Regions from separate parts of the Mus musculus genome. Here region 1 is linked to region 2. Evidence: chromatin loops called from intact Hi-C (ENCODE). Cell type or tissue: heart. All regions are shown on one strand.

Evidence for each region. Peaks named below come from ENCODE experiments on the same cell type or tissue, not always from the same donor. Only the 100,000 strongest peaks of a DNase experiment are listed, where the experiment ranks them.
Region 1: it touches region 2 in a loop (4-fold over the local background); 6 of 42 quality-filtered maps call a loop at or near these places.

Annotation. Positions count from the first base shown.
Region 1 is chr11:30,674,724-30,677,223 of GRCm38, forward strand. No RefSeq gene overlaps it. Among named protein-coding and RNA genes, the nearest start is that of Acyp2, 27 kb to the left of the region's middle. In heart, a CTCF peak has its summit at 1,541; no DNase peak of the experiment used is centred here.
Region 2 is chr11:31,614,050-31,616,549 of GRCm38, forward strand. No RefSeq gene overlaps it. Among named protein-coding and RNA genes, the nearest start is that of Gm35063, 2.5 kb to the right of the region's middle. In heart, a CTCF peak has its summit at 1,294 (motif pointing left); a DNase peak (open chromatin) is centred at 2,102.

The DNA of each region.
Region 1 (2,500 bases), 940 kb before region 2:
GGGTCTGAGAGATGTGGGCTTGTCTCATTTGGCAGCGGGCGACCAGGTGGATTCGTCTCTAAGCAGGTTGACATTTCTGTTGGACTCCAGGAATGAGTAAGTTGCCGTCCCAGACTGGAAGTTATTTAACCAATTTTAGCCAATCATAACTAAGGCATTCACACATTACTTCATTGAGCTTCTACCTTATCATATTCACTCACACACGCTCTAGGCTTGGTTACATGAGGACCGCGTGGTAAGTGCAGCAGGGAACCAGAGCACCCCAGGCAGCTTTGAAGCACTGGGAAAAGTGGCTCCTGGGGCCACGCATTCCTTGCAGCTACTCTTCCAGCAGACCTGGGATTCATACCCAGCTCTCATTCTAGGACTGACACCCTTACACAGACATACATGCAGGCAAATGTCAAGGACCTGCCTTGGCTTGGAGAGGGGTCCTGAGAGAAGGGGTGTTTGAGAGCAGTGAAACAAACAACTCAAAGTCAGATTGTAGGTCCTAGCTGGCAGCCTATGTTTTGCTTGAGATAGTTTTCCAGACTGCTCTACGTTCTGCTCATAGAGTTCTCCAGGAAGTTCTCTTGTGCTATTCTAAAAATTCTCTAGATAGCTCATCTCTTGCAGATTGAAAGCCCAGTTTTTATTTACACATCAGTCCAGTCATTACCTCAGGTTCCCTTTTGATTATTCCAATCAGTATCCCAGGGCCCCAGCCTCTTAATTCTTAGGAGATAGCAAGCACATTTATTTTAACATTGCAAAAGAATTTAGAGATCTGCCTGCCTCTGTTAAGCACAGAGAAAAACTATCAGGGTGGGACCCTAGTACAGGTACATATTCTGCAATCAAGGGCTCAGTTAAGTGATTTTGCAGTACCAGAATGCATTTTTTAAGCTAAATTCAGCCAATTACAACTAGAGCGTGCCACAAATTACTTCATGGCTTTTTTTTTTTTCACTCATGCCCCCCCACACACACACACACACATACTATGGCTTGGTTATCTGGGGCTGTGGGTGTGGTCCGAGGCATTGCCCTACAGCAGGCTTGGGCGGCAGACATGAGTTCGTATCACTTTCACTCACTCTGGGGCCATTGGCTGTGCCTCGAGTGCAGCTATACAGCATGGGACCTTGTGAGGCCATGTGTTCTTTCAGTGATGACAAGGTACAAAACACAATAGAAGATATAGAATTGGAATCTAAATACTTAGAGTCATTTAAAATAAGAATGCACTGGAGATATACAAGGGCTTGGGTTTGGTGGCCAATATTGAAAAATTAAAGGAGATAAATTCAAGAGAGTGACATGTCCTAATCAAAAGATTCAAAACAGAAAAGAGAAAAGAATTTGCAGAGAGTGCTTGCTGCCCAAGCTTGACCGCCTGAGTTTGGTCTTCCAGAACCCATGTAATAGGAGTGAATCAAACTCTGCAATTTTCTCTCAGACCTAATCTCTATAGCATAATCTACTCTGGAGTTGACATTTCCCCAATGGGGAAATTCCTAAAGCATCCAGTCTTCAAGGCCCTTTTCTGAACAGCAGGAAGAGGGCAGTGCAAGACAAGATATGGATGAACACAGCAAGACCTCAGCAAAATGTGGCTGACTCACACAGACTATTCATTTCCCAGTGAGTAATCCTAGGTTGAAAACACTTAGACTTCTTTCTTCAGTGATAATGACTGTTAGTTGTACTTTCAATGAGCCACAAGACAAGAATCAGTTCTGCCTTATTTGTAAGTAAGAGATAGACTGCATACTAAGATTTATATGAAATCCTTAGGAAGATGGGCCTAACTAGGTAAACTTTTCTTGTATTTTGAGAACAGGGGACCCTTGTTCATCTGGTCTGCTTTTTGTCTAGAGGGTAGAATTTAAGTTCTATTTTAAAGGTATTTCTGTTCCCAACATCTAGGAAGCCATGAAGATATAATGTTCAGACTGGACATTTGCAGTGGCACAGGCTAGAGTCACCAGCAGGACTCTAGGATAATGAAGCCTGGTATTAGCTTCTTGATAAAAGGTCATCCTCTTGTCACATGTTTGTCCAGAGTTCTCCATACTTTATGTTTGAGCTTTTTCTACCCTCTTAGATTCTCTATTCTCTTAGATTTTTTCCTATCACTTTATTTATCAGTGATCACTCCAACAATGGCTGTTCTCAATAAACTAAGACTTGACTTACCTTGAATGTACTAACCCACTGGGGTTTGTCTCAGTCTGACAGTCTAGATCAAAAGTGGGAATTAGACTCTTTCTAAGTCACCAATAAGATGAAATTTAACATAGAAAGAGGTCTGTGATCTTGAAAGTTCTAGCAGAATGGGAAAACCAGACAACATGCAAGCTTCACAAGGCCTGCTATGGCTGTAGTTTATCACATCCTTAATGTACAGCCTTTAGCAGAGACACTATGAGCAAGCTGACAAATACTAACACTTATGTATGCTTCTAACAATAACAGATTCTGTGCTGGGAAGACATGGGTAATTGTTCTTATG
Region 2 (2,500 bases):
GCTGTCAAGTGACGTCCTGGCTTTGAGTCTCCATAGGTAAAGGTCAGCAGGAAGGCAGCTCTGACTTCCTAATGCCAAGTGTCACAGGAGGATGAAGTGGCTGCCTGAAGCTGCTACTGTCAAAGTAGTTCCGTGTGAGTGTGTGATCTACCGGGAGCCCAGCGTGGCAGGACAGAAGCCAGGCAGGGGCTAAATGAGAGTCGGAGAGATGAAAGAATGACAGAATACTTGAGCATGCGCATTCATCTCAGAGCATGTGCATTCGTCTCAGCAGACTGCCCAAGCCCTTCTATCATCCCCAGCATGTCCCGGTGAATAGAGAGCACCAGGGTTCTCATGGTGTCTGCAGTCTCTAGAACTACAGACTGGTACCTCCTTCTGAGAGCCCCTGATGTGATTTCTTCTCCACTCCAAACCACTGGCAAATTCGCTAGGAGCTAGAGGCAAGAGGGAAGGTGTGCGTGGGCAGGAAGGGAACACGAATCTCTGGCTTCTGTCATCCACAAGCTAGTTCTCGTTTTCTGCAGAGACTGTGTTCTGAATGGCAACCTCAAGATGCCCGTGCTTAATGTCGGGCAAAAGCTATCCTCTAACTCAGCAGCCCCGCATCTCATCTGGCTGCAGATGCTAAGAAGCTCCTGATGAAGTTCACCTAGAGTCATGGGTGGACGCAGTGTTGGCCGAGGTGGTTTTGTGAGCGCCACCCAAAGCCTTTTGATCTGACCTGCTTGACAATTGATGCAAAAGGCTCTGTCTGTGAAAGGAGGATTTATAGGAAGGTAGGGTTTGCCTGCCTAGACACCACGGTGAGCAATGCCCATCCAGCTTAGGCAGTTGTCTCCCTGCTGAGGACTGCTTTCTGAGGCTCTGTGTCTACCTCTTTCGGAGGAAGATGAACTTGCCTCTTAATTCTTTTTAAAAAAGAAAACGACTGCATTCTGGGGTCTCACTGCTCTTGAAGCTTTTCCTGATGTGTCACCCAAGAAGAGCTGGGCACACTCACTCACTACCGCCTGGCAGCAATGACAAAGGAGGCTAAATTGTACCGTGGACAACAGGATCTTTCAAGAACTTCTCATTGTAAATCAACTTTAAGAGTGCTTCGCCAACTATAGCCTTGGGAAAGGCAGTCCGCTCAGCAATTCCCTTCTTCTGACAGGCTATTCACAAATTCCTGAGCATCTCAGAGCCAAGAAGTATGCAGCTAATTTCTTCTATACAGCCTGAAACCCATCTCAAGTCCTAAAAAGCTTATCAAAGTGTGTGAGCTGGTGCCACCTTTCGGGCATTAGTGGTACTGCAGCCTAGCTCTGTTATAAGTAAATGTCCAGACCTAAAGCATCATAGAGTCGAGAGATACAGTATGTTTTTAAAAATAAAAAATAAAAATCTTTATATGAACATTAGTTGGTATTATTTTGCAGGGAGTGGACTGGGGTTCTTGGTGTTGGAGACAGGAGTCATGGATATGTGTGAGGAGATGAAGACAACTGATTGACAGAAATGTCTTTGAAAAATTCTCTGTGTAGAAGAAACTGATCCAGTCCTAACCCTCCCCCCACTCGCCCCCAGCTGAGAGTTGGCCACCCTGTGCGATACTCCAGGAAGAGCTTGCTCGATGGGAGGTGTGAGCTGTCTTGGTCACACACAGCCAGGATAGTAGGCTCATCCTTCAGAGTGCAGACGGGCCAGAAAGGAGCTGCAGAGCGTCCATGCGCTGTGTAATTCTCAGGAATAACTTTACAGTGGAGAGTAAAGACAGGCAAAGATAAAGCGAAAGCAGTCGCTCGATGCACCTACCAGGGGTCACGCGCATGCGCTGTTCTTATGATGCCTCACAAGAAGGCCGTTCCTTTTGCTTTGGAGTAAAGAAAGCTTAGCAGGCTGTTGTAACTTGTCTGAATTCACACGCCTTATAGGAGAAAAGGGGTGGATTCAAACTCAGGCCTTTCTGAGGTTGCTTCTGAGAGGTTCCTAGGCTACCCCGTTTCTTCCCTGTTGCTGTCACCGAGAACTCTGAAGACAACGAGAATAAAGGCACTTACTTGTCCTTCAGAGCAATGAGTATTGTGCAGTTGGCTCCGTACCAGGTGACGCAGGAACAAAGGAAGCATGGAGAATAATCCCAAGAGAAGCTAAAACCATGACGTCAGCTGAAGAAGGCTAGTTATGTTGTGGGTCTTAGGTTCATGGAAGATTCTTGCTAGACGGTGGCCCCCGCTGTTCGTCATCGGAATGAGAGAGGAGGAATTTGGTCCCAGCAGCAGCCTACAGATGTCTGTATGGGAGGATTTCCTGGTCTTGGAATGGGTCAAGACAGAAAAAAGGGGGTGCAGGGGAGACACAAATGCACACAAAAGCAGAGCCGGGTTGTCTTGGTGTGTGGGCTTTGAAGAAGCCAATGTCAGCCTTACTAATGGGACTCACTGGGCGTGGCCCTCAGGACTGTGACACTGGCACTTGGGGCTGTAATGGAAAAGTGGCCAGATCCCTGGAGAGT